Linked DNA regions of Mus musculus: regions 2 and 3 are each linked to region 1. A link is a loop called in an ENCODE intact Hi-C map of the cell type or tissue named here. Cell type or tissue: left cerebral cortex. All regions are shown on one strand.

Evidence for each region. Hi-C counts contacts between places; a loop is a spot of excess contacts. Peaks named below come from ENCODE experiments on the same cell type or tissue, not always from the same donor. Only the 100,000 strongest peaks of a DNase experiment are listed, where the experiment ranks them.
Region 2: it touches region 1 in a loop (2.2-fold over the local background); 4 of 42 quality-filtered maps call a loop at or near these places.
Region 3: a loop joins it to region 1, with 2.2 times the contacts of the local background. A loop is called at or near these places in 5 of 42 quality-filtered maps.

What each region holds. Positions count from the first base shown.
Region 1 is chr7:100,604,334-100,612,333 of GRCm38, forward strand. It overlaps Rab6a (RAB6A, member RAS oncogene family), which reads left to right and starts at 3,253. Exons shown (of 8, transcript NM_024287.4): 1 at 3,253-3,960. The coding sequence starts at 3,891. It also overlaps a transcript of Mrpl48 not described here. In left cerebral cortex, CTCF peaks have their summits at 3,350 and 6,510 (motif pointing right); DNase peaks (open chromatin) are centred at 3,226 and 3,987; H3K4me3 peaks cover 4,082 bases; H3K27ac peaks cover 2,288 bases.
Region 2 is chr7:100,534,663-100,542,662 of GRCm38, forward strand. It overlaps Coa4 (cytochrome c oxidase assembly factor 4), which reads left to right and starts at 2,438. Exons shown (of 2, transcript NM_183270.2): 1 at 2,438-2,530; 2 at 4,410-5,150. The coding sequence starts at 4,420. The coding sequence ends at 4,683. It overlaps Gm39058 (a long non-coding RNA gene), which reads right to left and starts at 2,457. Exons shown (of 2, transcript XR_869836.2): 1 at 2,142-2,457; 2 at 929-1,049. It overlaps Gm39059 (a long non-coding RNA gene), which reads right to left. Exons shown (of 2, transcript XR_869837.1): 2 at 6,692-7,944. In left cerebral cortex, a CTCF peak has its summit at 3,491 (motif pointing right); DNase peaks (open chromatin) are centred at 2,412 and 5,532; H3K4me3 peaks cover 1,517 bases; H3K27ac peaks cover 1,393 bases.
Region 3 is chr7:100,551,954-100,559,953 of GRCm38, forward strand. Mrpl48 (mitochondrial ribosomal protein L48) reads right to left here. Exons shown (of 8, transcript NM_198831.3): 5 at 7,795-7,964; 6 at 626-728. Among named protein-coding and RNA genes, the nearest start is that of Gm39059, 12 kb to the left of the region's middle. In left cerebral cortex, no CTCF peak of the experiment used is centred here; DNase peaks (open chromatin) are centred at 3,746, 4,787 and 6,973; H3K27ac peaks cover 3,155 bases.

The sequences.
Region 1 (8,000 bases):
CAGGACAACACAGTGAGATCCAGGTAGACAGAGCAGAGGGAAAAAGGGAGAGAAGGGACAAAAGAGGAGGCATCAAACTTGATAAGGCATGAAACACTTGAGGTCCGAATTGTGTTATACTAGCCCTCTCTTCCTAATAGCCCAGCTGTTTGGTGACTACAGAAACAAAGCAGCAGGAAGGAATTGATTCATAAAGTTCTGGAGGAAGTACAAAGTAGTTTGAATCCTCAGATGTCACTCTAAAGGCTATTTCAGGAAACAATGAAAACCTTGTACCCAGTAGAGAAAAAAGCCACTCTTACTTTTGTTTGCAAAAGCACTTGAGAAAAAGTTTTTTGTTACTGCTCTTTGTGTGCTAGGATTCTAGGTATACTATTGGTGGGTGTCCTATCTGACCTGATAAGCTACTTGTACAATCAAGACAACAACTTCAATGACTTCTTCATCTTCTCCCTCTTCCTCTTCTCCCCCTTTTTCCTCCTTCTCTTCCTCTTCTGCTTCTTCCTCCTCCTTCCCCTCTTTCTGAGACAATGTCTTCTGCTGAAATTCAGGCCTGTCTGAGATTAACTATGGAACCCAAGCTAGAACTCCTGCTAGGATTATAGGCATGAACTACTAGCCTTGGCTAGTTTTGCTTCTGAGTCAAGATCTTGCTTTGTAGTTAGTCTAGCCTGGTCAGAAACCCTCCATCATCCAGTACCAGCTGCTACTGTGGTTTTAAAACTCAAATATTTATTCATGTTATGACCCAGCTTCTCCTTTTCCTTTTTAGATATACATTCAAAAATTCCACCACTTGTTTGAGAGGAACGTCAGGGAATTTTTTTTTTTGTAATTCTTTATTATTGATTGATTGACTTAGTGTTAGGATTAAACCCAAGACTTTATTATGCAAAGGAAGCACTGTACCCCTGAGCTATTCCTAGCCCCAGAGAGAACATTTTGATAGAGAAGGTTCTGAGATATAGTTGTGTCATTGGTAGGTCAAACTAGACGACACTTTCAGAACTTGTTTCTTCTCCTAATTTATTCATCAGTGAGTCGTCCTGCATTTGATAAGGCACTTGTTTGACCTTGTCAATAACATGTAAAGTATTTTGTGTATAAGATACTTACATAGACTTTTGATGTTTTTACTTATACATTTTTATTTTATGTTTTCAAAGTATTTTTGACAACATCTTATGTAGCTCAGGCTGTCCTCAAACTCACCTATGTAGTTACGTATGATCTTAAACTCCTGTCTCTACTCCCCATTACTGGGTTACAGATGTGAGTTTGGATGTCTTTAAAAGTTTTTTTTTTAAAGATAGATTTATTTATTTATTTATTTATTTATTATATCTAAGTACACTGTAGCTGTCTTCAGTCACACCAGAAGAGGGTGTCAGATCTTATTAAGGATGGTTGTGAGCCACCATGTGGTTTCTGGGATTTGAACTCATAACCTTTGGAAAAGCAGTCAGTGCTCTTACCCGCTGAGCCATCTCTCCAGCCCTAAAAGGGTTTTAATATGTCTGAACAGAGATATCTTTTTAAGATATTGTCCCATGAAATGTTGAAGAATGGCAAAAAATTGTGCAGATGCCAAATTCTCTAATTCAATGGCACCTAACTTTTTTTTATTTTTCATATTCTATGAATAGACTTTATTTAGAACTCTTTTCCCTTCAGTGATGCAAGGTTTCATGCAGCCTAACTTTGATATGTAGCTCAGGCTGGCCTTAAATTTAGGATCCTCTAACCTGTATCTCTCAAGTGCTACGATTATGGGCATGCACCACCATGTCTGGCTCTAGAAGTTTCTTAGGTGTCCTAAAGAGTAGATTTTCTCTCTCTCTCTCTCTCTCTCTCTCTCTCTCTCTCTCTCTCTCTCTCTCTCTCTCTCTGCAGGACCTCACTCTGTATCTTAGGCTAAGCTGGAACTAACTCTATAGCCCAGGTTTGCCAAGCCCTGACAGCAATCCTCCGCCTTAGCTTCCTGGGGGTTGGGATTACAGATGTGAAGCACTAGATAGAAAATTACTAGATTTACAAAGGCCATTATAGAAGTTCCCATATACCACTCCAGACTCCTCTATTAACAGCTTACTTTAATAGGACTGATATGTTATAATAAATCAATCAGTACAAAATACTGTTATTAACTAAAATTCATGCTATACTCAAATTATTTTGTTTTTGTCTGATACTCTCTTTTTAGGGATCCCATTCAGATGAAAAGTTACATTTAATTATGTTATGTAACTGTCCACATTATGCTTAGTTCATGTTTTCTTATGGCATTCACCTTTATCTTATTGGATCTCAAATCTGGTTGACAATTGGAAATGCTTCAGATGGCAAATTTAAGGAAGCCCCACTCAAGCACATCCAGAAGTGCTGCTTTAAGGAGAAAGGATGATCTTTTAAATACTCCTTCTGCAGATTTGTGATTTTGTTGAGGCAGCCCTCTGGAATGTTGTGTGACCTTTTCCAAAGCTGCACCGCTAAGTGGGCAGTCATTTCATATCTGTAATATGTGGAGTTTGGCTTATATGATATCTAAACTCATTTCTAGCATGTAGACGATGGTTATCGTCTGATGTTATGGGCACCTAAAACAACGGCCACTCAACAGAAGATCACGCCAACAGACACTAGGGAATTTGATGGCTTAACGTAAGGAGGTAGCAGAGGTTCAAATAAAACCTTGACTCCATGACATGACTACGTGGATTTTGCAAGTCATTTCCTTCTGTTGGACTCCAATTTCCTCACCCACAAAATGGAGAGGACTTGTTTCTGGTAGTTATGAAACTCCACGGAGTAACGGTGGGAAATCTTATATACACGAAGATGCCGAGCAAGGAATTACGTTTTAGAAGGCTAGGGTAAACGGGTGAAGGGCTAAAGTGAGGAAGGAGAAGCGACGTTAAGGGTTTAGCACCTACAATACACCTTTGAGCGACCCAACCCCACCCACGCATTGCTGCGGTCATTCCACCTTGGTTCCGGCTCCGCCTCCGTCCCACCTTCTTTTCCCTCCTCCTTCCTCCAATCGCCTTGCGTCGCGCCACACTTCCTATGGCTGCCAGAACCCCACACCTTCCTCCGCGCGAGAGTCGCGCGCGCGCTCTCGCGTCGCCACCTCAGTTAGCAGCTGCCTGCCCTCCGCTTTTTCTGATTGGCTCGATTTGTCACTGACGTAAGCGCCCCCTTTTTTTTCTCCCCCCCTTGCTTACCCGGAACTCGGTCCCGCCTCCTCCCGGCTTCTCCAGACGCCAGTCGAAACCTGATCGGCCCCTTTCTCCACCGCACGGGAGGAGCCGGGATTGCTGGCGAAACCAGGAAAGCACTGGCGGCGACGCGCACGCACGCACTCACGCACGCACGTCCGAGGCCGGCAGGGCGGCAGGCTCGCGCCCGGACTCGCCCCGCATCCGCGCCAGAGGCTCGCGCACTCAGCGGGTTGTGCTGCGGTGGTGGCGGCGGCGGCTGCTGTGAGAGCCCGAGCACTGCGCGTGCCGAGACCCAGACGCGTCTGCGGCGCTCGCCTCGCCACCCTCCTCTCTCACCTCAGTCTCCGCGCCGCGTTCTGAGGGAAGGAACGGCGCTAGGCTAGCGAAGCCCGAGCGCACCGCTGGCTGCCTCCGACACCGCCCTGCGTCCCTTCGCGGCCGCGGGCCCGGCTCGGTGCTAGGCGACTCTGCGGGGAGGCGGCGGCGGCGGCTGCCGGTCGGTGGAGGCACTCTCCCTTCAGCCTCGCCCCTCTGCCCGGCCCTGCAGGGGCCGAGAGGACTCGGAGGCTGCCCCTTCAGCTCGGCCCTCTTCGTTAGCGGGTTGGAGCTGCAGCGGTCTGGAAGAGGTCTCTGGGCTGAGGCGGCGGCGGCGGCTCCTCCGGCTCCATCATGTCCGCGGGCGGAGACTTCGGGAATCCGCTGAGGAAATTCAAGCTGGTGTTCCTGGGAGAGCAGAGCGGTGAGTGCGCGACTCCCCCGCTCCTGGCAGCCGGCCGCGGCTTCCCCGCACCGCCCCCAGTGCAGCCCTTCTGGCCGCTGAGGCTCCCCGCCGGCCTCGCTCTTCCTAAAACCCCCACCCCAGCCTTTTCCCCGGGTCCCCCGACTCCTCTTGTCCCTGTCCCTGGCTCCTCCTCGCTAGGATCTATCAGGCTTGTAGCTTAGATCTCTGATCCTCGCCCGGACTCCGCCGCCTGCAGCCGGGCCCTCTCGGGCCGCTCTGTCCTCCTCAGTCCTCACCCCGCCCAGCCTCCTGTCCATCCCTTTCTTCCTTTGCTCTGCGTGGTCTCCACCACCCGGGCCGGCTTTATGGGGCCCCACCCTTATTCCTTGCTCTTTTTCCGGTTCCCATTGGAAGTGAGGTCCCACTCCGAGAAGCCCCCAACTCTGGAGAATGGGCCCCCTCTTCAACCTTGGATGAAGGAGGGTGGGATCTGGGCGTTGTTTTCCCCTGAGGCTTGGCTCGGAGTTGTACTAGTCTCTCGGAAGGTGAGAGAAGAGGTGGTCATGGAGAAAAACAATTCTTGCTCAGTTTACACCTAAATGAAGAATTAGTTAGGGTTAGTGAGCTAATATATTTTAACTGAAGGAGACTTGAAAAGAGGTGGCGTTGCCAGTGATGATTTTGGTCCCTTGGGTTGGGACTGGTTGGAAATCCTTATTTTTCTATTAATTTTCGTCATTGACAATTCTTTTGGCTATATTGATGCCTTTTCAGTCTCTGCCAGATGCTATGTCATGATCAGTTTACTTTGAATTTTTCTCATCTCACTTCCCTCTTTTCTCGTTTCAATATGAAATATTTAAGTATCTTCATGATGATACAAGCAAGGATTAACGGGTGAAATGTTAATTATTAATTTCTTCTTGAGAATTTTCCAGTTACATATTTAAGATGTATGTGAGAGGCTTAGAATAATGCATCTTTGTTTTGTAGGATTGCCTTTGGGTAATAGGGTAATAGATCCACCATCTAGCTCTCTAAATTAGATTAGAATACTATTTGAGTTAACTGATTTTTTTTTATGTATACCTAATATTTCATAGGGTCTTGTGAATGAAATTGTAATGTCATTTGTCTGGTCAAGGTTCTGCAGTCACTGTGCTTCCTAGTGGATACAAGGTTCTAATTTTGTAATGGTTGCCACGAAGATTACTTCTTCCAACAGCTTTATTCTATATCATTCAAACTGAACAGTAATTCAGAGATTATAATCTTCGCTTTTCCTCTACATTTTTCTTGACCATCATTGTAATTCAGACATTGGGGGATTAGTTCCAAGTAATCAAACATTAAATACTTACTAGATATCTTAAATGAGGTTATGGAGAACAGTATTTGGAGTGAAAAGCATATAACTGATAAAGTATTCTTAGCTTTTATTGCTAGCTTGAACTATTTATACCAATTTGGAACTTTATGGCTGGTTAACACTGGTTGCAATTTTGCCTTCAGCAGGGCCTGGGAAATAATTTTTCTTCTTGTAATGTTTGGATTTGTCTTCCCTATAACCTTATAAGATGGAAAGATCTAGTCTCCCTCTTGTTTGCTTATGGATATTTCTCAAGTATAAACATTTCCAGGCCATCAAGATGGCTCAGTGAGTAAAACAGGCACTACAACTGACAACCAAAATTCAATCCCCAGGTCCTATACAGTAGAAGGGGTGAACCAACTCTCAGAAGTTGTCCTCTGATCTTCATGAACACCACCTACAATAAATAATTAAATAAAATAAGCATTCCCTTAGGTGAGGAACGGAGGGAAACCTATGAAGTGATCCTGATCCCAGTAGTGTTGCATGGCAGTTTCAGGACAGTGTCATACATAAATTGAAGCTCATTGGTCATTGTTAATAAATAGGTTTGAATGTGCTTCTTGTGCAGTCTTTGGAGATTGTTGACTACCTCATATTGTGATACAGTAATAATTTAGTTTGCACAAAAATCTATGAATCTTTCTGTTGAAGTTTTTATCATGAGATCTTAATTTGTAGCTAGGTGCAGGTTTCCTTTGGATTTCTTGAGTGTATTATATTAGAGTTTTATGACTTCTCATTTTCTTTCAGATACTATTTTTCTTTTTAAGCTAGAGTTACATTTTGATAGCCTAGGCTGATTGTCCTCTTGCCTCACCGAGTGCTGGGATTTTAGGGGTGAGCCATCATACCCATTTTTATTTTCATTTCATTTCTTTCCTATTTCGAAATTAATATCTTTTTAAGGCACTTTGATGTAGTGAGGCTGACTATGAACTAAATGTGTATAGACAAGACTTGCCTTGAATATCCGATGATCCTGCCTCCACCCAAGTGCTGGGATTACAGGTGTTTGCCACTGTGTTTGGTTTATGTGGTGCTAGGTGAGTACATACTGAGCTATATCCTTAGCCATGGGGAAATTATTTTTTTTAAGTTGGCAAACAGAGTAATGTGTTTTTTGTTTTTTGGTTTTTTTCAAATATTTACTTATTATACATAAGTACATGGTAGCTGACTTCAGACGCACCAGAAGAGGGCGTCAGATCTCATTAAGGGTGGTTGTGAGCCACCATGTGGTTGCTGGATTTGAACTCAGGACCTTAGGAAGAGCAGTCAGTGCTCTTACCCGTTGAGCAATCTCGCCAGTCCCAGAGTAATGTGTTTTAATATGGCTTTTTCATACGTGTGCGCGCGCATGCGTGTGTGTGTGTGTGTGTGTGTGTGTGTGTGTGTAGAGCTACAGACAGACAAACAGACAGACAAGCAGTCTTACTGTGTAGCCTAGGCTGGCCTTGAAGGTGCAAGATCCTCTTGTATCAGCCTCTCAGGTTCTGTTATTTCTTTCTTTAATTTATCAACTATTCCTTTTCATTCATTCCCAGCCTTCCCAGGTAGAAACTAAATAATGCCTTGTTAGGTTTAGCTATGTATGTGTGTATACATTTCTATATATTAGCACAGTTTTAGACTTATAGAAAATTGGTAAGATAGTTCAGAGGATGCCTATGCATCCTGCATCCTCTTTCCAACTAGTACCTTACATTAATAAGGCACATTTGTTAAAATTATTGGCCAAATGTTGATTATATTTATTAACTAAAATATATTATTTATTTATATTGCCTTAGTTTTAAAAAACAATATTCTTTTTCTGTTTCAGATTTCCTTTCTATATATAGATATAACCTTTCTATATCTAATATAACCAATTATATTAAGTTATATATCAGATTTCACTTGCTTTCTTTAGGGTTATGTTTGCATGCGTTTTGCTCTTTAGAACTAGGAGGTTAATTATTTTTTGAGGTCATCATATTGCTAAGTAATGCTATCCAGTAGTTTTGACACTAAAAGATTGATTTTTGTTTTCACGGTCAGTGTCTATAGTTTTCTTATGCATTAGCAAAGGCCTGTAGAATCTATGTTGCATTGATGTAAGTTGCTATGAATTATTTATTTTTAGGACTGTTAGAAATCCACAATTCAGCTTTTAAAGACTGTGGTCTTTGGAATAGCCTTCTTTGTTTCCTTAAGAGTATTTACCACATTTATAATACTTTATGTGTTTGTTTTTTTGTGTTTCCCAGGGCAGAACAGAATGCAAGTTCCATAAAAATTATTATCTTTTTATGTTCATTGAACCCCTATTACTGGCATAGAACCAGTTTCATGGTCACTGCTCAGAAATATTTGGTGACCAAACAATAGTTAAATATAATAGTAGTCAAAGCTATTAACCTATTAACTGTTTAACTAAAACACTAAAAGAAAAAGAACTTACTTGTCTACATATTATACTTTTTTTTCTTTTTGATTTAAACAGGCCCCCCCCCCAGCTGACGCTATTAACTTATTTGCTGTTAGTATAATGCAAAAAAGTATGTCAAATATGCAGATGATGTGGTCATGTGATTTTATTTAACTTTTCAAATGAACGATAACCCTGTTCTGTAGTGAAGATGAATTGTTTTATTACTTGACAGATCTAGTTAATGGCATATGTCTTGGCAATCTTATTTTC
Region 2 (8,000 bases), 70 kb before region 1:
TAATGGCACAGTCCCTTAGAGAAGCATCAGGGTCCTTGATGAGGATGGCAATGGCTGTACGTATGCAGCAGAGCTTACATACATTTCTAGGGTGATGACAAGCCCTAGAAAGCAGTTAACAGCTGAGAGGGAAGCAGACAACCAACTGCCTGCTTCTTAACTTTCCTTTCAACTATCTGCTATTTAAACAAACAAACAAAACTGAGCAGTGCTGAGCAGAGCAGACGACAGAGTGCTTACCTGAAGCCCTGCCTTGTATCCCCAGCACCACATAAACAGGCATGGCGGAACATTACCGTCAAAGGCACACCTTTGCTGAGTCTACCAATGACTTGGAGAGCATCAGGATCATGTAGCTATCCGAAGGAGCTATATGGTAGGACCAGTTCTCAGTGCTGTGCCATTTACAGGACATAAAGCTTGCCTGTTATCCACAGTAAATCCTTCTAAAGCTGTAAGCTCTGGGACCCTATCCAGACCAGTTCCTTGGCAAACAGGCTGCCAAATGATGGATGGTTTCCTTGTACATCACAAAAGAATGTCTCAAAAATAAAAACTTGCGGGTAAGTTAGGGCAGTTTTGATCCCAGCACTTTGGCAGTAAAGGCAGGTGGATGTTTGTGAATTCAAGGCTAGCTTGATCTAGAACATTTCAGGCCTGACAGGGCAACATAGTGAGACCTTGTCTCAAAAATAATAAATAAATAACTTTCATATTTATCTCTTTGAAGACCCAATTTAGGCATCTGTACAGATGATACACTTATGTAATTGACCCATAGGAACACCACCACCACCACCACCACACACACACACACACACACACCCCACATACCTATATTGGAAGTCAGTTGAAACTGAGGAAAGCAAACTGACTTTGGAGGAAATACAATGAAAGACTGACTATAAATCAAACCACAAAGCCAGGCTGTGGTGGCACATGCCTTTAATCCCAGCACTTGGTAGACAGTGGAAGGAAGATCTTGGAGACTGAGTTCAGCCTAGTCTATAGATCAAGTTCCAGGATAGCCAGGGCTACACAGAGAAATCCTGTTTCAAAAAAAAGTTTTAGAGGTGAAGTTCATTATATGTAGAGAAAGTTGCTAAAGTAATTTTATCTTGTTTACTGGTTATAAAGTAGAATTTTATCTTCTCTGATGACAGGTGAAAATCACCAGACATAGATATATGATAAATACACATATATGGTAAATACATATATAAGTACATATATGCTTGATGATCTATATGTATTTATCATAAATATGTGTGATGATCTTCACTTATCATAGTAAAGAACTAAGCTTCAAGGTTGGTCCCGGTGGCACACACTTGTCATTGCAACACTCGGAGAGCTAAGGCAGGAAAGCCACAAGCTTGAGGCCAGCCTGAACTACATATTCAAGGCTAGCTACTACACACAGTAGCTACTGCTACATAGTGAGACCCTATCCCCCCAAATACAAATAAAATACCCAAAACAAAACCAAAAATAGATACAAAACATAATAATGGTATGTGAAATGACAGATAATCAATAAAATGAGCTTTTCTCACAGAATTTAGGAAGGTTGATTGTGTGTGTGTGTGTGAGAGAGAGAGAGAGAGAGAGAGAGAGAGAGAGAATTCAATGGTCAGGAATGACACAGAATGCCATTCAGAGGTAAAAGAGGATTAGAGTTGTCTGGATATGGCTAGGTGCAATAACTCACTTTCCACCCTGAAGCCTAGAGAGATGGAAAGTTAAGAAAAGGGTCTCCAGGGAGCTTGTGTGCACTGTCAATGAAAGTGGGGAAGAGAAGGCAGGCAGAGTGAGGAAAGATCAATCCCTTGGCCCCTGCAAGATGGTTCCTGAGTAAAGTTGCCAGCCACCATACAACCTGAGTTCAAGACCAGGACCCACATGTTAGGACAGAATCAATTCTTGCTGTTCTCTGCTCTCCACACGTGTACCTCAACGCCACACATAAATACACAAATGTAAATAGAAAATGCCTCTTCCTTTCACTTCAGCAATTAGGGCATTCTAGATCCTAGTTATGGCATGGGACACACTGTGCATACATGTTTCTTTGTTTTACTTGGGAATGAAAAATGTCCCATTTGAAATTCCTTTTCTGGATCCTGTGCCCTTCAGCTTACTTGGCAACCCATGCGGTAACACTTCAGACATGGGTCCAGTCAGAGCTCTTGCTGATGAAAAGGCATAATGGCTACCCGCCTCCTCCGTCACTCTCAGGTGGCCTGGAGTCACCTGAGGGTGTGTACACAGTCTCTCAGAACGATCCAAGGTGCCTTCCCTAGGATCCGGTCTCCATTGGTCCGCTCCTTCCGCCCTTTCCCGGAAGAGGCGGGCTGAAGGCGGGCTCTACACGGAGAGTTCACCAATGGGAATTGCAGAGGGCTCTGTTCTTCCGCGTGTGTGCTCCCGCTGGGTCGGCTTCCTGCGGAGAGAACAGGGGGCGTCCTTATTGCCTACGAATCCCCGCGTCTGGGGCGGAACGCGCTCGCACGCTCTTCTGCACCTGCGGGTGAGCACTGCGCACGCATCCCTACACCGGATGCACAGTGGGGACGGCGGGAGTGCTCCTGAAACTGGGAGAGGTGCTTCAGGGGACTTGGATGCCTGTATTTCTCTCCTTCCTCTTCCTTGTCATGCCTTACTAGAAGGCCTTGCCAAGCTGTCAGGCATCTAGCCTGCCCTTATTTCTAAGCATGGGTTGAACTCATTTTATTCAAGGAGTACCGAGGACAACATGTATTGGACATATACTGCAGTGCTATTTACAAAGTCTACCTAGTGAATCTTAAAGCGATTTTATTTTGTGTGTGTGTGTGTGTGTGTGTGTGTGTGTGTATGATTTGTTGACGGCCCTACCTAATAATACAGGTCTCCAGGCAAAGACATTTACCCTTTTATTGTGCCTCCGTAGCGGTGAGGTTTATATAGAGAAGTGCTTAAATCGTCTTGTGACCTACCCCTTTTCCTCATGATAATAGTCTTAAACTCCTAACATGGGCTGCAAAGCTTTGCTGATCAATCATTTACTTATTTCTGCCAATTTTCATTTCCTGCTCTTCTGGTTTCTCCAGTTACTGAAGTGTTTTACGAGGCTGAGAATCAAATTCAATTTACTTTTCCACGTTGGACATTTGTACTACTACCAAACTACATTTTCAGCCCAGTCATCGAACTTGTGATTCCTCTCATGTGTCTACCTCTAGCCAGAAATAGTTTTCCCATGTTTGGCTAACTCATTCATCCTTGAGTTTCATCCTGGAAGTCAGGTTCTCTAGAAAGTCTTGACAGATTAGACCTGCCTCGTTTTCCCAGCTGTCTGTACATACTGTTGTAAACTTCCAGTTTACTTGCCTAGATTGTAAACTCCATGAGGGCAGGAATTGTCTCTAGCTTGGTCTTGTTTGTATACTCTTTTTTTTTTTTTTAAAGATTTATTTATTTATTATATGTAAAGTACACTGTAGCTGTCTTCAGACGTACCAGAAGAGGGCATCGGATCTCATTACGGGTGGTTGTGAGCCACCATGTGGTTGCTGGGATTTGAACTTCCGATCTTCGGAAGAGCAGTCGGGTGCTCTTACCCACTGAGCCATCTCACCAGCCCTTGTATACTCTTAATATAGTAGCCAACACACAACACAGTAACCACCTATTAATGAATAAGACAGAAAAGAGGCATTTAGCGCCTTTATACCCCGTCGTAACAAACTTTTTGCAAAGGTTGAAGTTATCTCTATTGAAGCCTTTCCTGAGTTCTCTCTTGCTGCATTCTGTAGGGTTCTCTCTTGCTGCATTCTGTAGGGTTCTGAAACAGATGATCTTTGGGAAGCAGTCTGGGCAAATAAGCTCACATTTGGATATTGCTGACTAAACAGCCTCATACCACACAGACCCATCTTTTGCCTCAGCCTCCACGTGATTTATGCTACAGCTACACTGAGCTCCTCAGTTCCCCCCACCAGTCAAACCTGCATGTACTTGGGCTGTCTTCCAAGTGTTCAACCTTACTCTTCTGAAGAGAAGAAGAAAGGCTGTTTCTTTGCTTGGGTTTTTTTGTTTGCTTGTTTTGTTTTGAGGTAGATCAGAAATGACATCTCCAAAAAAGATGGCATGTTTTGTTTAACTTGCATTCCACTAGCAGACTCCATTGAGCTTAGATACTTTTATCTCAACTCATCAAACCATTTTGCAGGCCCTTTCTCTGTCAGGTCATGTGCTGGCGGCCCTATGCTAAATCAGGCCTAGCATCTGACAATAAAGAGCTTCGTCTCCTAAGGGAGACAGGCATATAAGTAAGGCCATGCAGTGCAGTTTAGACGTCACTGTTTATGAACAGGAAGAAATGTATAATCATACCGGTACTTTAACCTTGTCTGTTGATATTCTAGGTTCCTCAAGATGTCAACCTCAGTCCCACAAGGCCATAACTGGACTCGCCCGGTGAAGAAGGATGATGATGAGGAAGACCCGCTGGACCAGCTCATCACCCGGTCTGGCTGTGCAGCCTCCCACTTTGCAGTGCAAGAGTGCATGGCCCAACACCAGGACTGGCGCCAGTGCCAGCCGCAAGTGCAGGCCTTCAGGGATTGTATGAGTGCACAGCAGGCAAGACGGAGGGAGGAGCTGCAGAGGAGGAAAGAGCAAGCCAGTGCTCAACACTGAGACCTTATACCATCTCACACAGTGGGCCTGACGAAATCAGCACCCAGAGAGACCTGGGAAGAAGAAACCCTAAGTAATAGAAGTGGTGTAAAATCTGGGGACAGTCTTCGGGACAGGATTGACAGCCAGACCCAATGAGGTTGCACACGACGGTCACCATGAGCTGATCTATGGTCAGATCACACATATCCTCCACATTCTTGTTCTACCAATATTTGTGTTTACAACCACACTCCCTCCACCCTACCTCTCAGTGACTGTGTGCCAAGTACTTTATAAGTACATACGGGTTGCCCAATCAGGCCTTCATTTTCCAATCACAAATTTAACCACAGGAAGTGTTTCTAAGGCATTGCGTTGGCGATGTGCAATTCGAAGAGTAACGTGACCTTCCCGTTGCTGAGAGACTCAGGGGACAGGCAGAAATAAAGCAACACTCAAAGGAGTGAACTCGGTTTCCGCAGTGACATAAGTGCCTCTATCTTTCCTCACTTCTTCAGTGTAATGGGTCGGGGGAGCTAGTAGGGAAACACCCTCTTTTTCTTTTTAAAGACAGAATCTGTGTAGCCCAGACTGATCTTAGACTTACATTAGCCAAGGATGACCTTAAATGCATGATCCTTCTGCCTCCACCCCCAAAGACTGAGATTACAGGCATGTGACACCACATCTGTCAGGGAAACATTTTCTTTTCATAGTCTGCCCCTCACCAAACCAACACAAAGCTTGTCTGACATTTTGGAAGTATGTTTAACATTAAAATACAGACTATGACCTTTAGAAAATGGAGCCACTATCAACACAGAGCTAGTTTGGCAGTACTGACAGTGCCTTCTCTCAGTGTGTTGTGTCCTGCTTCTAACAGCAACAGTTGCTTCCCACCACCCCCTTTTCTTTGAGTCAGGGTTTATTTTTGTAGCTCTGGCTTCCCTGGTACTTACTTTGTAGGCCAGGCTGGAATTGAGCTCACAGAGCTCTGCCTGCCTCTGCCTTCTGAGCACAAGGATAAAAGGCACATGTTATCACACCTAGTCTGCTTCTCATTTTTATTCAGTGAAACCACCAACCTGTTCTATGTTCTTGGCAGTCATTTGGGAATGGGAAGAGGGTTGGAAGGTGACCTACTATAGAACCTTAGGCTGCTTTTTTATCATTACTAACAGAAAGTTTTCAGGCATCTGTATGTTAGCAGTCCAAGTCTGAAGTTTGGTAGACCCTAAAATCTACTTTGAACCTTGTGTGCTGAAATTTTAGGGGAAGAACGTAGAGAAGGCATGAGAAGGTTAAGGAACAGTAAAGTCATATTTCAAGCTGAAGAGCAAGTGACTAAATAGAGCTGTGTCTCTGATGGTCCATTCCAGCTTAGAGCTGTGAGTCAAGTTGTGTACACCAGAAGCATCCCAAAGATGGGCATTGTGTGGTGGCCATACCTGTAATCCCAGGACTGTGGAGACAGGCAGGCAGATCGCAGTGAGTTTGAGGTCAGCCTAGTCTACATATGAGTTCCAGGACAGCAATAGCTATATATTGACACCTATCTTCAAAAATAAAAAAGTATAATTCCAGCACTTGGGGGGAGGCAGAGGCAGGCAGATTTCTGAGTTCGAGGCCAGCCTGGTCTACAAAGTGAGTTCCAGGATAGCAATAGCTATATAGTGACACCCTATCTTCTAAAATAAATAATAAAAAATTCTGAATGTGAAAAGGGAGTCAGTTGAGTGGAACTGAATGAAGTACACTTTACTTATTTATTTGTAACATAGGAAGAACTGCCATCTGGAGCAAATGAAAAATGCATCAGAATCAATAAGAAAAAGCAACTAGAAAGGTGAACACTGGCTGGGTGTGGAGGCCCTTATCTACCTACAATCCCAGAATTTGGGGGGCTGAGGCAGGAGGCTCACACATAAGTTTGAGGCCAGCCTAAACTATGTAGTAAGTTCCAGTCTGGCCTGAACTATGAAATGAGATTATTAATAATAAAAAAGAACTAATATACTCAAAGACATAGGAAAATGGAAGTATATTTTACAAACAATCAGAAAAAACAGGCTTTAAAAACAAAATGTTAGCTGATGCCGCTGGCAAGTAAAGTGACCAGTATTGGTAGAGATAGGAATGGGCATTCTTCTCTGTGAAGAGATGACTAAGTTTTGGGAGGACACTTTGGTGCGCTCTATAAACAATTTAAATATATAAATCTGGATATAGTGACACATGCCTATAAGTCCAGCAATCAGGAAGACAGAAACAGGGGATTGGAGCCAATTTGAGCTATTGTGTGAGTTCTCAGACACCCAGACCTACAGTGTAAGATCTGATTTCAGGGGAAAAAAACTGAAATGTACAAACCCATTTCATAAGAGATTCTCTACTGAATTCATGTTATTAGATGCATGTGCTTCTGTGCCCTGCAGTACAGTCACAGTGTAAATTCCATCAGGAAAAACCTCGGTTGCTTAGGTACTCAAATCTAAACAGGAATGTGTCTGTGTCATTTACAGTGGGGCTACGTCCCTCAAATGCATTCAAGATGACATTGTACCATGAGGGGAGGGGAAGCGACCTTGAGTGAGGGAGTAGAGTGGGAGAGAGAGAAGGGTAAAACTGAAGTAAAGCATAGGCACGTGTGGGACATCTCGATGAAACCCGTTACTCTACAATTACTGCAATTGAGCTTTGGCATTAAAATGCATTAAGAGAAACATCTGGGCATGAGAGAGGGGACTCCAGGTTAGATGCCACCCTGAGTAACAGCAAGATCCTGTTTTAGGATGATAAATAATAATAACAAAAGGTTGGGATGTGGCTCAGTGGAAGGGCACAGCCTGGCATGTGCAGAACCCTCAGTTTGCTTTCCAGCACCTCTAGAAAATAACACAGGAGAGGGGGAGTGCTGGCTCACACAGTAATCCCAGAACTTGGGATGCTGAGGCAGTAAGATTGCATTCCTGGGCTCAAGGTTAGGGTGGGCTACAGAGTGAAGATTATCTCAAAAAGCAAGCAAGCAAAATGTTTAATTCACCCAACCTGCTGAACAGCATAGTTTACCAGCAAAGCACACCATAGAGTCAGTTGTTCACCTTCTTTATCACAGTCACTGACTGGGAGCTAGGATTCACTGCCACCCACAGCATCACAGAGACTGTACCACTTAGCTAAAGCCTGGGGAAAGATCAGCGTTCAACAGCTGGAGTATGCTAGGATGTAGCTCAGGGGCTGAGTGTTCGCCTGGCAGGCACAAAGGCACAATCACCCGAACTGCAAAAATAAATACATGAATAAATAGCTGGACATGGTGGCACACACCTTTACTC
Region 3 (8,000 bases), 52 kb before region 1:
AGTAAGGAATTTGATCAATGAACAAAGACAAAGAAGGATCAAGCACCAGGCTCAAAGGATTAGAAAGAGGGAAGTTGTCCCCTGAAAAATTAGTTTTCCCTGCAGTGAGGTCAGGGAGTACATTGTGGAGGATCCAACAAAAGCATATATATATATATATGCTTATATATTTGTGTACACCTAGGTTTGTGTGTTATTGGTATACAAGGAAGCTTGGGGAATGGATGTGATTTCATAACAGGAGAGGCAGAGGAGTCAAGAGCCCAGCTCTGGAATGCAGACATCATTTAAGGCAAAGGTTCTCAACCTGGGAGTTGAGACCCCTTTGGGAGGGTCAAACAACCCTTTCATAAGGTCACCTAAGACCACTGGAAAACACATATATTTACATTATGGTTCATAGCAATAGCAACATTACAGTTTTGAAATACTTATGAAGATAACTTTATGGTTGGGAGTTATCACAACACGAAGAACTGTGTTAAAGTCACAGAACTAGGAAGGCTGAGAACCACTGATTTAAGGGAGGGAAGACAATAATAGTAAGAGAAGAATGACAGATGGAGAAAAAGATGGAGGGAGGGAGCCAGAGGAGTAAAAGCAGTTGGGCACCCTGAGTGCTTACCTGCACCACTCGCTCATGGGTGGTAAGGATGGAGTCTAGGACCATTTTGTTGCCTTGGTCTGGCAGTCGCATCACTTCCATGGTTTTGGTAGGCATCGCATAGCTGCAGAGGAAGAGTTAGCTGTTTAGAGTGTCCACTCAAGCCAGCAGCACCACTTTAACCAGGGTCATCGGTGAGTACAGCCATTACTCCATGAGGATGCTTACCTGCCGCCAGTGTTAAGTAAGCAGGCACCCTTTATCTCCTCCAGGATATCTCTAAACTCTGAGGGGACACACTGTGCTCAGTGCCTTTCTATGTCCCCAGCCACACTTGCCTGACACAATTCCCTAAGTGTAACCTGCTGATAATATCTATTTGGTGCTACTAAAAAGGAGCCAATTCTAAAGGAATCCAGCCCAGCACTTAGGCAGGCTTTAGAGGGAAGCCTTGGCCACTTCCTTTTTCTGGAGAAATAAGAGGGCATACCTAACCAGTTCTGGAAGTTTCTCTCAAGGTCAGCACTAGTAACACTCCAGACCGGGCACTTCTTACTGTGGGTACTGGTCTGTGTGTGTATTCCTGCCTGTATCCATTGAATGTCACCAGGACCCCACCCCCCCCCCCCCCCCGCCCCGGCGCGGGACAGAATGATTGGCAGTCACCTCGGTTGGAAATCACTACTGCCAAGTCTGTGCTCACTCTATTAGCTTCCGTAGGCCAAGTTCTACAGGGAAAAGAGCAGTGTGTCTGGAGTCTCCCATTTACCAGCAATCCGTGCTTTGGTGAGATACCTCTCCCCCTGAGCTTCGTAAGTAAATGAAATTACAATCTGAGCCTCTGTGAGGACACTGAGGATCAGGTGTGGTGGTAAAAATAAACTAATGTTTTAGCAGGAAGTACGGTATTAATACTGTATTCCTCTCACCAAAAAGTTCATCAAATTGAAGAGAATGAAATACTAATATTGACAATAGAACCCCCAATGTTCTACGTCCCACAGTTTCATCAAATGGTCTCTATGGATGGACCTCTACAGAAGGACACTTAGTGTGACCAAAATCGGAACAGAAACCTGATGGTCCCAGATTTAAGACCAGTCCCGCCCTTACTCCCTGCCTGACTCCCAGGTCAATCCAGCCCTCTTTCTGTGTGTCTGTCTCTCAGCTAGGGAGTGAGAAGAACATGCCTTGTCACAGGTTTGCAGCCATGATTGAGACTACACAGCAACTTGCCTGCCATCCTACACCCTCAAAAGCAGTTTCCTGTGCTCTGACAAATGGTTGTGAATTCCTGAGTACTGTGGACTCCTTGAGGTACCTGCTCCAAACAGCAGCTCGGACCACCCCAGCACAATCTCGGATTGCCTCTTTCCATACAAATATGGTAATCAATCCATAATATTTAAAAGTGGGGACACAACCATAGACTCTTTATGAAAGGTCACATAAAATAACTCTGTGGGAGTTTGTTAGCAGTAGAGAGTATGAGAGGCTACCTACCCTCTGAGCAGTCTGCAGGGAAGACTGACTGGCTAGAATGGCCACTAACCATGCCATTTACATTGCAATGCAAAACATTGTAAGCCTGTAAGATGGCTCTGTGGATAAAGGTACCAGGCACCAAGCCTGACCATCTAAGTTCAATCCCTGGGACCTACATGGTGGAAGGAGAGAACTGACTCCCACAGCTGTCCTCTCACCTCCAGCTGTGCTGGGCACATGCACGTATGCACACACATACACATAAATAAATGTAACCATAAAAAATTATTAATAGCCTGCTCTGCCCTAGGCATTCTAGGGACAAATGAAGTCTGTGCCTTCAAAGAGTGTCAAATATCTCAGAGAAAAGGGGGTCCAGGGATGGCTTCATGGGTGAAGTAGTGATTTAACAGGACATAAAAATGTACTTAGGATGCTGGAGAAATGGTTCAGCAGTTAAGAGCACTAGCTGTTCTTCCAGGGAAGCCAGGCTTGAGTCCCAGCACCCACTCGGCAACTCATAACCATGTGTAGCTCCAATTCCAGGAGCTCCAATGTCCTCTTCTGGACTCACCAGGCACCAGGCATGCATGTGGTTCACACTCAGGTAAAACAGTCATACATACAAAAGAAAATAATTTTTAAAAATATACTTAGGAGCTAGGCAGTGGTGGTACACAACTTCAATCCCATGGCTACATAGAGAAACTTTGACTCGAAACCCCCAAAACAAGCAAACAAATAAAATGAGGTAGAGATCAACTGAGGAAGACGTCTGGCCTACACACACACACACACACACACACAACCCTGTAATACCAGCAGTATTGGGAGGTAGAGGCAGAATGATTAGATTGTCCAAGGCCATTTTGGATATATACTAACTTTAAATGGATAAATAAGTAAGTAAACACTGAGGAAACGGGCCCTTCCAAAGTAGCATACGCCTTTAAGTCCTTAAGTACAGGTCCTTTCTGTTCACTCATCTGCATTCTCTGCACTTTCCAGTTTTCCTGCAATGAATAAAATCGGATCAAACAGCAGAGACACAAAAGGGAAAAGAGAAAAAAACCAAACTATTTGAAGAGTCAACCCAGTTGTCAATGCGCTCTTTGGACTTCAGATAAGGCTCTGGGCTCCACCCCTAGCACAGTAAATACCAGGGGAAAGCCGGGGTTGGGGAGAGGCCTGCTGAGCATGCACAAGGCTCACACTCAAAGCTTGGTGCTGCCAAAACAAAACCAAAATTATCCAGAAACACACAAAGCTATTCTAAAAAAAAAAAAAAAATTCTTTTTTGAAAGTAGATTTTTTTTAAAAGAGGAAAGATGAGTTGCCTCAGAGCTAATGATGTTCACTGGTACATTCTCCATGAACACAGGCTGGTCAGCTGAGTGTCATTTCTGTCCCCCTAGGCAGCTGCTTAGCAAAGGGAAGCAGGCAAATCAGGAGAGAGGCCTCCTCTCTGCTCTGCTCTGCCGCAGGAGCAGCAGCTGCGCATTCCAGACCCCGTGCAGAACAAAACCTGGCGAGCTGCGAGCTGCGCTTGCAGCCCAATTCCAACTCAAGGTCACAGACAGTAGTACCCTCAGAGCTCCATCCCCACTCCAGAGGAAAAATTAAATGAAAACCATGAGAAAACAAATTCATCTCCGAAAAGCTGGGCAACGTGAATGTGCAGTGATACAACAGTTGGCAAAGCTCAGTCAGCCAGTGCAGAGATTGGGTGAAAACAAACAGCTCTTTATGCTGAGCTATTTGCAGCGAGGAGCCAAGAGAGAAGCAGAAACCAGGGTGCCATTCATCCCGCTGTGCTAGGAAGCATGGCCATGAGGGCTGGGGCACAATCCAAATCAACCGCCATTTACTCCGCGCCTAGAATGCACTGCAGACCAGGCCAGGGCCTGGGGCTGGGCCACTGAGGAGACAGAAGCAGCCCCTGCCTTATAGAATTTAACATAATACAGAACATAATCTGGAAAATCATAGAAAATAAGTCTAAGGATAAAAAAAATGCACGTAAAGAAAAGGAATTTGTATATCCTTTATTTCTCCGGAATATATTACAGAAGGATTTAACTTATTAATAAGCTTTCTTGGAGAAATAATAAACAAGATGGAACCTAAGAAAAAATCAGGGCTGGATTGAAGATAAAGCTTAGTTGCTAGAGTACTTGCCTAGCAAGCAGGAAGCCTGGGGTTCAATTCCTAGCACGGAATTAACTAAACCATGGGGGTATGAGCCATTAATCCCAGGACCTGGAGAGGGAAGCAGGAGGATCAGCCTCAGCTACATAGTGAGTTCAAGGCCAGCCTGGGCTACATAAAACCCTATCTCAAAATAAAGAGAAGAAGAAAGGAAAAGAGGGTGGGAGGGGTGAGAAGAGGGGAAGGAAAGACTTCAGTCTTTCAGATCTTTGGTTTCCTGGTGTGTAAAATGGGAATGTGTTAATATTAAAAAAGAAATGGTCATTTTTGTATGTTCACATGCTATGCATCTACCTATAATCTTGCTATCATGACAAACTACCTGAGCTGTTATTTACCCTTTTAAAAAACCATCTCACTTAAAAAATTACTTTTAAGAAGAAATGTGAGCTGTATAAGCATATGAATTCATGCTTTGCTGTGAGGGAGGAGGTGTACAGCCACTGGTAAGACGTTTGCAGAGTCTCCTACACATTCAAACTGTGCCATATTTACCATTTGACCATAAATCACAGTCTTACATAGAAATGAAAACTTTGTTCTCACAGAAACTCATACCTATTTGTAGTGGCTTTATTTATAATTGCCAAAAATTAGAAGCATAAATACCCTTCAATTAGCAAATGGGAACTGAAGCACATTTTATAATGAGATGCTACTGAGCAACAGAAAGGAGCAAAGTGTGTGATGCAGACAAGTATGGGTAAGTTTTGACTGTATTATTCTAAGTGAGGAGTGCTATATTCAAAAGGAACATGGTTTGTTTGGTTTTTTTTCCCACTTATATGGCATTCTGAAAGAGACAAAACTACAGGCAAAGGGAAAGGAAACAGATTAGAAGTTAGCAAGGATTTGTGGGAAAGGAGTTGACTGCAGAAGCATAGAATTCAGGATGACTGAAATGTTTATATCTTGATTATAACCGAACTGATTCTACTTGTGTCCTCTAGTTACAGCTCACAGAACATTTTCACCAAAGGAAAATGACAACGCAAAAAGTTTACCTTTACATCATGATTACTAATGAAGACCCATATCAGCTGCCATAAGTAGACGGCAAGTTAAAAATAAATACAATGAAAACAAAATCATGTCATAAATCCTAGCAAGACAGCAGTGCTCATCCAAGATTCCAAGGCCGACACCCGCCTCTGCTGCAAAGATTAGGAAGTGCTAGACTGGGGTTCAGGTCACACCAGTCACTCTGGGCATGTCTCCTTGGAGTAATTGAATTGAGTATGAACTTAAAAGGAAAGCCATTTCTCATCAAGTGACTTAATGCTATTTAAGGCCAACCAGGGGACTTGTGAGCCGTCAGAAACCCTGAGATAAGGCATGAAAGGCAGAGGCCCTGGAACAGACACTAAATGCCAGCTGTCTTCCAGCAGATCCAAAGAACACATGAGAGGGAGAGCAGGCAGAAAGGCCTGAATCAGTGGAAAAACTTGTTAGGACTCTAATCTTCCCCAAACCGATCTCTAATTTCCACACACAATCTCAAAAGATCCCAGTAGGTTTTTCTATAGACATCAACAAGTTAGTAAAAATATTTAATGGAAAAAAAACAAAAGGCCATTATAGATAATTTTAAAAAAAGAACACTGCATTATCAAGTTCTAGTAGCTCAAATAGTGAAGTGTTAGTGTAAGCACAGATATATAGACCAACGTAACATAAATCACTTCCGGGAACAGACACAGGTATTCGTGGTCCGCTAGCTTCCAAAGATACTGAGATTCGGTGGGGAAAAAAGTCCTTTCACCAAATGATGAAACAACCGAACAGCCATATTAGTAAAGAAAGGCAAAAGAGAAAAAAGAAAAAAGAAACCGACTCTCTCTTGAAAAGGATGGGATAAACACAAATTACACACCATATACAAAAAATAGTACAAAATGGGTCAGACTTAATGTAAAAGGACTGCTAGTAAACACTTTTACCGCTGTGGATTAGACAGTAAGTTATTATATATGACACTAAAGGCATAAACCATAAAAGAAAAATGAACAATTCAAACTTAACAAACTTAATAAGCACTACACTACCCTTCTAAAGAACCATTTAAGAAAACAGGTTAGAGTCAGGCAGTGGTGGCACATGCCTTTAGTCCCAGCACTTGAGGCAGAGGTAGGCAGATCTCTGTGAGTTTGAGGCCAGCCAGGTCTTCACAGAGAAAACCTGTCTTGAAGAAAGAAGAAAACAGGTTGGATGTGGTGACTCGTGCCTATAATCTCAATACTTTGGAGGCAGAAGCAGGAGGATTGCTATAAATTTGAGAAATTAACCTGGTCTCATATGAGCTCCTGACATGCCAAGACTACCATAGTGAGGCTCTATCTCAAAATCAAAGCTGAACACAATCATCTACTGACAGATGAATGGAGAAGCAAAATACAGGGTATAATGGAATATTCAGTCTTAAAAAAGGAGTCTGACATATGGTACAACACGGACAAATTCTACAGACATTATGCTCAGCAAAATGAACCAGTCACAAAATAAATATACAGTAGAATTCTACTTCTAGAAGGCAATCAAAAACAGACAAAAAGTAGGAAGGTTTTGTGTGTGTGTGGTGGGGGGGGTCAAGGGGCAACAGTTATGGGATAAGCAGAGGAGGGAAAGCAGAATTACTGTTTAGTAAGTGCGGAGTTTCAGTTTGGAGGTGGTAACAACTGCCCACTATGAGTGAGTTTGCCATCGCTGCACCATATGCGAGTTAAAAACACCTAAGATGGAGCTGGTGAGACGGCTCAGCAGGTAAAGGCGATTTGTCAGCCACCAATCCTGATGAACTGAGCCCCTGGGACCCACATGGCATATTTACCCCCAGACCCACACATACACAATAAATACAGAAATGCAATACAAAATTTTAGAAGTAGTAAAATTATTAGTTTCACATGTATTTTGTCAAAACCTTTTAAAACTTGCAAAAACATTTTTTGATGAACTTAAACACATTATGCTAAGTGAAAAAGGTCAGATACAAACAGCTGTCTACTGTGTGGTTCCATTTACATGCTATTCTGAAGACATCAAAACAGGAACAGAGGGCAATGAGAGGAAAGCTCATCGGGAAGGCACCAGCCAGCATGCCTGATGCCCACAGAGCACCCACGGAACAAAAGCACTGATCCTGCAAGCTGATCTTTGACCTCCACATACGAGTCACGCCATAGGTGCCCTAAGGCACTAGTGAGCACACACATACAGACACACATAATACATTAATAAATTAATCAACTTAAAACCTGGGCTAGATAACTTATCAGTGGTTGCCAAACCTTGGGTGGTGGAGGGGAGGTGACAGGCTTTACAGAGCAGCAGGGAACTTTTGAGGTTAGTGATCTGTCTTGTCCTTTGACTGTGGCAGGCATGTACCTAAACCCTAACTTCCATTACATGTACATTACTTTACCAAAACCTGAGTTGACAGAAGAAATGAAACATGATCCCCAGACCAGGAACACGCCAGGCGAAGGCATCCTTCCTACCTTTCCTCGACTTTGATGGACAGCCGGTTGCAGAGGCGGTGGACATACTGGGCATAACTTTCTGCCAGACTCATGTCATATGCTGTCAGGTGGATGTTTAAAACCCCATATTCATAATCTGTCCCCACATTAATGGCTCTCAGTTCTACTTTTGCTTTCTTCTTTTTGGGCTGAATAAAAAAAAAAAAAAAAAACAAAGAGAAAGG